Linked DNA regions of Homo sapiens: region 2 is linked to region 1. A link is an interaction called in ENCODE POLR2A ChIA-PET data of the cell type or tissue named here. Cell type or tissue: Panc1. All regions are shown on one strand. Links, peaks and the distances in the headings refer to the core of each region. The heading gives the core; the rest is flanking DNA. Region 1 has its middle 17 kb from the start of MTRES1. Region 2 overlaps BEND3 (BEN domain containing 3).

What was found. Peaks named below come from ENCODE experiments on the same cell type or tissue, not always from the same donor. Only the 100,000 strongest peaks of a DNase experiment are listed, where the experiment ranks them.
Region 2: POLR2A ChIA-PET joins it to region 1 with 5 read pairs; 3 of 35 experiments call an interaction of 5 or more read pairs at or near these places.

The regions. Positions count from the first base shown.
Region 1 is chr6:107,008,132-107,013,506 of GRCh38, forward strand. No RefSeq gene overlaps it. Among named protein-coding and RNA genes, the nearest start is that of MTRES1, 17 kb to the right of the region's middle. In Panc1, for the core only: no CTCF peak of the experiment used is centred there; no DNase peak of the experiment used is centred there.
Region 2 is chr6:107,077,100-107,082,474 of GRCh38, forward strand. All of the region lies in intron 3 of BEND3 (BEN domain containing 3), which reads right to left. Among named protein-coding and RNA genes, the nearest start is that of BEND3, 36 kb to the right of the region's middle. In Panc1, for the core only: no CTCF peak of the experiment used is centred there; a DNase peak (open chromatin) is centred at 3,135.

The sequences.
Region 1 (5,375 bases), core at 319-5,318:
GTGCAATAGCCCAGCACCTACACTAGTGCCAGGAACACAGTAGGGATGTAATACTAACCAAAAGAATAGTCCAATGGCCATTCACAGTGGTTCACATCTGTAATCCCTGCAACTTGGGAGGCTGAGGCAGGAGGATTGCTTGTGGCCACGAGTTCTAACTTTCTAACTAGCCTGGGCAACATACCAAGATGCTGTCCAAAAAACAAAAAAAATTTAAGGAATAGTTGAATAGACCAGGCATAGTGGTTCATCCCTGTAATCCCAGCACTTTGCTGGGCCAAGATGGGAGAATCACTTGAGGCCAGGAGTTCTAAAACCAGCCTGGACAACATGGGAAAACCCTGTATCTACACAAAATAAAAAAATTAGCTGGGCATGGTGGTGTGTGCCTGTGGTCCCAGCTACTCAGGAGGCTGAGACAGGAGGATCGCTTGAGCCCGGGAGGCAAAGGTTGCAATGAGCTGAGATCGCACCACTGCACTCCAGCCTGGGCAACAGAGTGAGACCCTGTCTCAAAAAGAGAAAAAGAGAAATGAAAAAATAATAATATGACAACCAGTGCATCCAACAAAACATCCCTCAGTGATGGAAGTATTCTGTATCTGTACTTTACAATACAGTAGCCTCTAGCCACACGCAGCTGCTGGTCACTTGAAATGTGGTCAGTGCGAATGAGGAACTGAATTTTTTTTTTTTTTTCTTGAGAGGGAGTCTTGCTCTGTCACCCAGGCTGGAGTGCAGTGGCACAATCTCTGCATCCCGGGTTCAAGCGATTCTCCTGTCTCAGCCTCCCAAGTGGCTGGGACTACAGGCATGTGCCACCACGCCCAGCTAATTTTTTTTTTTTTTCTTGAGACGGAGTTTCACTCTTGTTGCCCAGACTGGAGTGCAATGGCACAATCTCGGCTCACCACAACCTCCGCCTCCCAGGTTCAAGTGATTCTCCTGCCTCAGTCTCCCTAGTAGCTGGGATTACAGGTATGTGCCACCATATCTGGCTAATTTTGTATTTTTAGTAGAGATGGGGTTTCTCCATTTTGGTCAGGCTGGTCTCGAACTCCTGACCTCAGGTGATCCACCCACCTTGGCCTCCCAAAGTGCTGGGATTATAGGCATGAGCCACCACGCCCGGCCTAATTTTTGTATTTTTTGCAGAGACGAGGTTTCACCATGTTGGCCAGGCTGGTCTCCAACTCCTGATCACATGATCCACCTGCCTCCACCTCCCGAAGTTCTGGGATTACAGGTGTGAGCCACCACGCCCGGCGGAACTGAATTTTTAACTTCAATTAATTTAAGATAACCACATGTGGCTAGTAGCTACTATATTGGACAGCACAGCTTTAGATTATCATTGACCTGCAACATAGGCAAATTCTACCTCATTATAATTTTTTTGTACTAAAAACAAACAAAAACTCAGCCACTTACAAGCTGAGTAATTTCAAAAACCTTCTTTAGCCTTTTGCTTCTCATTTTATTAACCTGGAAACCCAGCAAGAGGGACTAGATGACAGGAGAAGACTGACAGCTCAAAGTCCAGAGAATTGACCTCCGTTCCACCAAGCCCTCTGAGGGGACAGCTAAAGGGAGTAACCTGTATCCCTTCCCCAGATGGGAGGACAGACAAATGCTTATACTTCTACCCATGTGGATCCCAGGCGTTTCCTGCAGAGAGTGATAGGTGATGGGTTTATTCCAATCCATGACCCAGAGCACCATGTTGAAAACATCTACAAAGTAATGAAGCCTTAACCCCTTCTGTTCTTCGGGTTGGAGTGGTCTGAGATCATTTACGTTTTCATACAACTTTCTGTGTCAGGGAGGCTGGGCGTGGTGGCTCACACCTGCAATCCCAACACTTTGGGAGGCTGGGGCCAGTGGATCACCTGAGGTCAGGAGTTCGAGACCAGCCTGGACAACATGGTGAAACTCCATCTCTACTAAAAATACAAAAATTAGCTGGGCCTGATGGCATGCACCTGTCATCCCAGCTACTTGGGAGGCTGAGGCAGGAGAATCGCCTGAACCCAGGAGCCAGTGGTTGCGGTAAGCCGAGATCGCGCCACTGCACTCCAGCCTGGGTGACAGAGCAAGACTCTATCTCAAAAAAAAAGGAAACTTTTCTGTGTCAGGGATAAATCACTCAACTTCTTTCTCATAGGTTTTTGAGACTACAGACTACAGAGAATGAGGCTTGTAAAGGCAACGGGGTTTATAATTAGGTTCACTAAGGCTGATTATCTGATTTTTCTTTTTCTTTTTTTTTTTTTTTTTTGAGAGGGAGTCTCGCTGTGTTGCCCAGGCTGGAGTGCAGTGGCGCAATCTCGGCTCACTGCAAGCTCCGCCTCCCGGGTTCACGCCATTCTCCTGCCTCAGCCTCCCGAGTAGCTAGAACTACAGGCGCCCGCCACGACGCCCGGCTAATTTTTTGTATTTTTAGTAGAGACGGGGTTTCACCGTGTTAGCCAGGATGGTCTCGATCTCCTGACCTCGTTATCTGCCCGCCTCGGCCTTCCAAAGTGCTGGGATTATAGGCGTGAGCCACCGCGCCCGGCCGATTATCTGATTTTTCACCTGCAAAGAAAGCACTTTGCAATCCCTAAACTCCAAGAAGAAAAAATGCTAAATCCCCTTTCCAGATTTTCTGAGATAACTGGGTTTGTGTGTGCATAACAGTGGGAAAGACCTATCCAGTTCCCTTTCCTTAAAAGGGGAGTAGGGGTTGGCCGGGCGCGGTGGCTCATGCCTGTAATCCCAGCACTTTGGGAGGCCGACCGGTGGATCATGAGGTCAGGAGATCCAGACCATCCTGGCTAACATGGTGAAACCCTGCCTCTACTAAAAATACAAAAAAAAAAATTAGCCGGGCGTGGTAGTGGGCGCCTGTAGTCCCAGCTACTTGGCAGGCCGAGGTAGGAGAATCGCATGAACCCAGGAGGCGGAGCTTGCAGTGAGCCGAGATTGCACCACTGCACTCCAGCCTGGGCGACAGAGAGGAGGAGGAGGAGAAGTAGAGAAGTAAAAGAAGGGAGGAAGGTCTGGAGGGAGGGGAGGAGGAGAGGGAGGACAGCTGCCGTAGCCAGCCAAGTGTGCATCAGAATCACCTGGAGGGCTTATTAACCCATGGATCGCTGGGCTTACACGATTCATTTTGTTAAGTTTGGTGCAAAAGTAATTGTGGTGTTTGCAGTGTTGAAATTTGCCGTTTGCTATTAGAATGCATTCTTAAATAAGTGTGGTTATGTTATACACCGCTTTAATGCACATTTCTCGCTTTTTGTTTGACTAATGATTTATTACTTGCTGTTTATTTTATATTTATTTTAGACCATGGAAATGATGTTAGACAAAAAGCAAATTTGAGCGATTTTCTTATTCAAGTTAAAAATGGGTCGTAAAGCAGAGGAGACAACTCACAAAATCAAAACGTATTTGGCCCAGGAACTGCTAAGGAATGTACAGTGTGGTGGTGATTCAGGAAGTTTTGCAGGCCGGGCATGGTGGCTCACGCCTGTAATCCCAACACTTTGGGAGGCCAAGGCAGGTGGATCACCTGAGGTTGGGAGTTCGAGACCAGCCTGACCAATATGATGAAACCCTGTCTCTACTAAAAATACAAAAATTAGCCGGCCATGGTGCCATGCGCCTATAATCTCAGCTACTCGGGAGGCTGAGATGGGAGAATCGCTTGAACCCAGGAAACAGAGGTTGCAGTGAGCCAAGATTGCACGATTGCACTCCAGCCTGGGCAACAAGAGCGAAACTCTGTCTCAAAATAAAATAAAAATAAAAATACAAAATTAGCCGGGTGTGGTGGCACATGCCTATAATCCCAGCTACTGGGGAGGCTGAGGCAGGAGAATCGCTTAAACCCGGGAAGTGGAGGTTGCAGTGAGCCGAGATTGCACTCCAGCCTGGGCAACAAGAACAAAATTCCATCTCAAAAAAGAAGAAGAAGAAAATGAAGAAGTTTTGCAAAGGAGATGAGAGCCTTGAAGATGAGGAGCATAGTGGCCGGCCATTGGAAGTTGACAACGACCAATTGAGAGCAATCATCGAAGGTGATCCTCTTACAACTACAGGAGAAGTTGCTGAAGAACTCAACGTCAACCATTCTACAGTTGTTCAGCATTTAAAGTGCATTGGAAAGGTGAAAAAGCTTGATAACTGGGTGCCTCATGAGTTCAGCAAAAATCAAAAAAATCATTGTTTTGAAGTGTCATCTTCTCTTATTCTATGCAACAACAACAAACCATTTCTCAATCAGATTGTGACGTGCAATGAAAAGTGGATTTTATACAACAACTGGCGACGACCAGCTCAATGGCTGGACCAAGCGAAGAAGCTCCATATCACTTCCCAAAGCCAAGCTTGCACCCAATAAAGGTCCTGGTCACTGTCTGGTGGTCTGCTGCTGGTCTAATCCACTCCAGCTTTCTGAATCCAGGCAAAACCATTACATCTGAGAAGTACGCTCAGCAAATCAATGAGATGCACTGAAAACCAAGGGCTGCAGCCGGCACTGGTCAAAAGAAAAAAAGGCCCAATTCTCCATGACAACATCCAACTACACGCACAACCAACGCTTCAAAAATTGAATGAATTGGGCTACAAAGTTTTGTGTCATCCGCCGTATTCACCTGACCTCTCCCCAACCGACTACCACTTCTTCAAGCATCTCAACAACTTTTTGCAGGGAAAATGCTTCCACAACCAGCAGGATGTGTTAACGGTGGACAGTATCCAGGTTCTTGGTGTCTTGAACAAAGAATTGGACAAAACACACAAACAAAGCAAGGAAGGAATGAAGGGTTTTATTGAAAATGAAAGTACACTCCACAGTGTGGGAGTGGGCCTCGGCAGAGGGGCACAAAGACCGTGTTACAGAATTTTTGGGAGTTTAAATACCCGCTAGAGGATTCCATTGGCTATTTCGGGTATGCCCCATGTAAATGGAGAGGATGAAGTAAAGTTACAAAGTTATTTACGGCATACACCCTATGGAGAGGATATTTCCTGTTATAGCTGAAGTGTGAATTGGCCTTATGTTCCCTGCCTCCAGAGTCTATTGTCCTGCCTCAGATGCAAAAAATGCTTTCCAAGAGTTTGTCAAATCCCAAAGCACAACTTTTTACAATACAGGAATAAACTTATTTCTTGTTGGCAAAAATGTGTTGATTGTAATGGTTCCCATTTTGATTAATAAAGATGTGTTTGAGGCTAGGTGAGGTGGCTCACGCCTGCAATCCCAGTACTTTGGGAGGCTGAGGCAGGCAGATAACCTGAGGTTAGGAGTTTGAGACCAGCCTGGCCAACATGGTGAAACCCCGTCTCTACTAAAAATACAAAAAAATTAAGCTGGGTATGGTGGC
Region 2 (5,375 bases), core at 300-5,299, 69 kb after region 1:
CTCTTGTTGCACAGTATATGAATTTCTAATGATCTCTTTCTGCACAAAATCCTATTTTAAATGTGCTCACCATGTTGTCCAGGCTGGCCTCGAACTCTTGAGCTCCAGTAATCGGCCCACCTTGGCTTCCCAAAGTGTTGGAATTACAAGTGTGAGCCACCACATCTGGCCAAAACAATTTTTTTTTAAATTAAATCAGAGACAGGGCTGCACTAAGTTGCCTATGTTCACAGGCGTGACCCCACTACTGATCAGCAGGGGAGTTCTGACCTGCTCTGTTTCTGACCTGAGCCGGTTCACCCCTCCTTAGGCAACCCAGTGGTACCCCTCACTAAGTTCAGCATCAATACGGTGACCTCCCAGGATCAAGCCAGACACAGTCTCTGCTCTCACGGCTCTTACTCTGTGGGTCATCCTTCTGCTGCCAACACTATATGGTAAGGGTGAAGGATGTGCTAAGATGGCCGAAGAAACAAGATTCTGGGGAGATAAAGCAACTATAATGAAGGGAAAAGAGGAAGAACAGAAGACCTAGCAAGATATGAGTGCACCTAAGGCTTCTCATGCATCTTACAAATATCCCAGTATCCCACCAGCATGATGTTTGAGTGCCCAGTTCGGAATCACGCAGGCTTGGTAGTGCTAACTTATCTGAGCCTCATTAAAATGGGAATGTACCTATCTGCGATAGTTGTTGAGAGACTTCTTAAGAATCCTCGGCTCACACCACAGTAACTGACACTCAGGAGGTGTTCTGTGCATTTGCACTGCATGAGATGCCATTTCCATTTTCCAAATGAAAAACAAACCACAGAGACATTTTAGGACTTAAAAAAATAAACGAAAAACCCCAGGAGAACAAAGCTAACCTCTGCCTGGCATACGGCTCTTGAACACTGCCCCACTTCTGTGAACAAAAAGATGATTACCAATAAAAACTTTGGCTATGCACCTCCCACATCTGCTGTATTTGGCTACGAAGTCCTCTCCAACAGAGGTGCCAAATAAGTCTTTACACAGCCCTTTGTTAGACTTTTTGAGGGAGGTTTTTTCTTCTAAGCATTGTACTAAATGTCACTCATAAAACAAGTTGTCAACATTGATAGACGCCTGCCTGTGACATGCTGTTAGCATCAGGGCTCCCCACTTTGCCCTCCTGCACTTTCCTTGGGGCAGGGGAGAGAAGACAGGAGATGGTCTATGTCCTGACTGGATGGTGCCCAGGCTGGGTGTCCTCAAGGGCATCAGGTGGCCTCCCTTGATGGTGCCATGCTGATTTCATTCTGATAAATGTAGAGGGAGGCAGCTGAATGCTGGTCATGGGGTTGAGGGCTGGAGATGGGAGCTCAGAGGCAATAAATAAACATTTCTTTTTGAGACAGAGTCTCACTGTCACCCAGGCTGGAGTGCAGTGGTGCAATCTCGGCTCACTGCAAGCTCTGCCTCCTGGGTTCATGCCATTCTCCTGCCTCAGCCTCCCAAAGTGCTGGGATTACAGGCGTGAGCCTCCGTGCCCGGCCCAGTAAACAACATTTCTAAAGGCTGACATGGAGCATGCCCCATGCTGCGTCCTCATGTGGACTATCTCAGTGATCCACAACAGCCCAGCGAGGCGGGCAGTGTCACCCCTCATGACGGTGGAGGAACCTGAGTTTTGGCGATCTGCCCCTCGTCTGACCCCAGATTCTCTGCTTGTTCTTGTATTTTAGCATGCTGGTAGTGATATGGGAGGGGGCTATGGAAGTGCTGGGTAGAGAAGGGCGGGTCCCTGGCTAGGGCTCCACCCTCAGGCCTGTGCCCATGGACCTAGGTGAGGACAGGCACTCCTGCCTTTGCACCCAAATGTTGCATTTTCCAAGACCACCCTGGCCTGCCACGCCCCCATTTCTATCCTGTGCCTATAGAAATCCCCGAGACCCTAGCAGGCAGGCACACAAGCAGCTGGATGTCCAGAGGAGCGGATCAGTGGAAGAAGATACAAGCAACTGGATGTCTACAGAAACACACGGGTGGAGGAACACACAACTGGGTGGATGTCGAGAGGATGTCGGGAGCACAGCATGATGACAGGTCATTGACCAGCAAAACAATGTGGAGTTTGGCAGGGGCAGTAGGAGGAGGGCCCGGGCCACTAAGCAGCCCAACTCCAGGGGAAATTCATTTTCCTTCTGGCTCCCCCATCTGCTGAGAGCTACTTCCACTCAATAAAACCTTGCACTCATTCTCTAAGCCCAGGTGTGATCCGATTCTTCTGGTACACCAAGGCAAGAACCCAGGATACAGAAAGCCCTCTGTCCTTGCAACAAGGTGGAGGGTCTAATTGAGCTGGTTAATACAAGCTGCCTATAGACAGGAGCAAAACTAAAAAGGCACCCTGTAACATATGCCCACTGGGGCTTCAGGAGCTGTAAACATCCACCCCTAGACACTGCCATGGGGTCAGAGCCCCACAGCCTGACTGGTCTGTATGCCCCCTAGAGGTTTGAGCAGTGGGGCACTGAAGAAGCAAGCCACACCCCCATCGCATGCCCTGCAAGGGGACAACGGAACTTTTCCCGTTTCAGTAGGATGACTCAGAGAAAGTGACAGTGTCTTCCCAATCAGTCCTGATAATCTCACCCCAGTAACAAGGCTGCCCCACTGGCACCCTGGCACCTTTTAACTTACATGCCTGAGTTTGCTCAGCTGCCTGGTTGAGGTATTAACTCGTTTGTTTTATGGATTAGATGGAATAAGGTATGGAAGGCACTATTTGTTGAGTAGCTACTGGTAACTGTTAGTGTGCTTCCTTTCTACTTTTTTTTTTTTTTAAATAGAGACAGGGTCTCACTATGTTGCCCAGGCTGGTCTTGAACTCCTGAGCTCAAGTGATCCTCCCGCCTCGGCCTCCCAAAACGCTAGGATTACAGGTATGAGCCACCACGCCTCACCCTTTCTACTTTTTTGATTATCACTGGCTGCATCCTCTAGGTTCCTCCTGTCTTTAATGAAAGTGCTTCAGAAAACATTACATATGGCTGGCTGTGGTGGCTCACACCTGTAATCCCGGCACTTTCGGAGGCCAAGGTGGGCAGATTGCTTGAGCCCAGTAGTTGGAGACCAACCTGGGTAACATGGCAAACCCCTGTCATTACAAAAATTAGCCACTGGGAGGCTGAGGTGAGGGGATTGCTTAAGCCCGGGAGGTCGAGGCGGCAATGAACCAGGACTGTGCCACTGCACTCCAGCCTGAGCCACAGAATGAGATCCCATCTCAAAAAAAAAAAAAAAAAAAAAAACAAAAAACAGGAAAAAGAAAAAAAGAAAAGAAAAGAAAAAGAAGAAAACAGTACATACACCCCACCCTACTCCAGTCACCATATATATCTTAGAAGAAACAGAAGATTCAGCGGCAGAGGATAAGAGAATATTCACCCTGAATTAAGACTAGTACTTTTTTGAAAAATTAACATAAGTATAATTTCATAAAACAGATGGATTGTTCTAAAGTCCCCAGGGTTGGCTGGGCACAGTGGCTCAAGGATGTAATCCCAGTATTTTGGGAGGCCAGGGCGGGTGGATCTCCTGAGGTCAGGAGTTCGAGATCAGCCTAGCCAACATGGTGAAACCCCATCTCTAATAAAAATACAAAAAAATTAGCTGGGCGTGGTGGTGCGCACCTGTAACCCCAGCTACTCGGGAAGCTGTGGCAGAAAAATCACTTGCACCTGGGAGGCAGAGGTTGCAGTGAGCCGAGATCATGCCACTGCACTCCAGCCTGGGTGACAGAGAGAGATTCCATCTCAAAAAAGTAAATAAAATAAATAAAGTCCCCAGGGTTCTAAGACTATTGACTTACTGGCACATACATCAGCTTATACAAATTTATTTTTTATTTTTTGGCATGGGATCTCAGTCTGTTGCCCAAGCTGGAGTGCAGAGGCAGGATCATTGCAGCCTCAACCTCCCAGGATCAGGTGATCCTCCCACCTCAGTTTTTGTATTTTATGTAGAGATGGGGGTTTCGCCATGTTGGCCAGGATGGTCTCAAACTCTTAGGCTCAAGTGATCCACCTAACTTAGCCTCCCAAAATGCTGGGATTACAGGCATGAGTCACAGCGCCTGGCCTCAATTTACACAAACTTTTTTTTTTTTTTTTGAGATGGAATCTTGCTCTGTCACTCAGGCTAGAGTGCAGTGGCGCGATCTCAGCTCACTACAACCTCCACCTCCCAGGTTCAAGCAATTCTCCTGCCTTAGCCTTCCGAGTAACTGGGATTACAGACGCCCACCACTACGCCTGGCTAATTTTTGGTATTTTTAGTAGAGATGGGGTTTCACCACGTTGGCTAGGGTGGTCTCGAACTCCTGACTTCAGGTGATCCACCCGCCTCGGCCTCCCAAAGTGCTGGGATTACAGGCATGAGCCACCGCACCTGGCCAAATCCAGGACTTTAAACACGATTTCCCCTTCAGATCTAATGGGTCAGAACTGCCTTCTGTATCCTATCTACTAAAAAGTACAGTAAATACACGTGACCATTTTTGTATATGTAGACTGGGCAAGTCATATGAGAAATACGCCAATGCATTTTTGGTTTTGATCCTTTTTCCCTAAACATGTCAGAGTCCCTGGGTGATACCTGAAGCTCCAGCCAGACAAAACTTACTCCCGGGAGACAGAGTGAGACCCTGTCTCAAAAAAAAAAAAAATAAATAAAGGAGAATATACCCTTTCCTTTGTGTCCCCAAGCATATGAAGATGCTGCCTTCTCTATGATCCTGTTACAATAAAAATGTGTTGAGTGAAAGGGTGAAGTGTGACATCATTTGTGCAGCAAGGCAACAGAATTATCTCGGACTGTCCACAAAGGCTACAACCTGATGTACACATGGACACAACTTGTTGGGAGAGCTTGCTGCTCCCTGTTTATAACAATAGCCACAATACTCCCTCCCACCTTTGTGTGAATGCCTCTTTGCAAGGTGATTTTATGCTTCTATCAACAGGAGACAGAGTCTACTTTTCCACTTTCGGGTGTAGTTTTGGATATGTGACTTGCTTTGGCCAACAGGACACTAGCACATGTGATGCAAGCAGAAGCTTGACAAGCCTGCCCTCTCTTGCCCCTAGGAATTCCTGCACTGTCATGTGAGTAAGCCTGGACTAGCTCCCTCCAGGGGGATAATGTACGTAAAGGGAAGCTCCAATCATCCCAGCCACTCATTCCAGGTGAGGACCCAGATACGTGAGTGAGGTTATTCCAGACTACCCAGCCCTGAATGTGTCAGGCCAAATCAGAACCACCAGCTGGTCCAGAGAATCATGAAAAAATAAAATAGCGGTTGCTTTTTATTTTTTTTGATATGAAGTCTCAGTAGTCTCGCTCTGTCA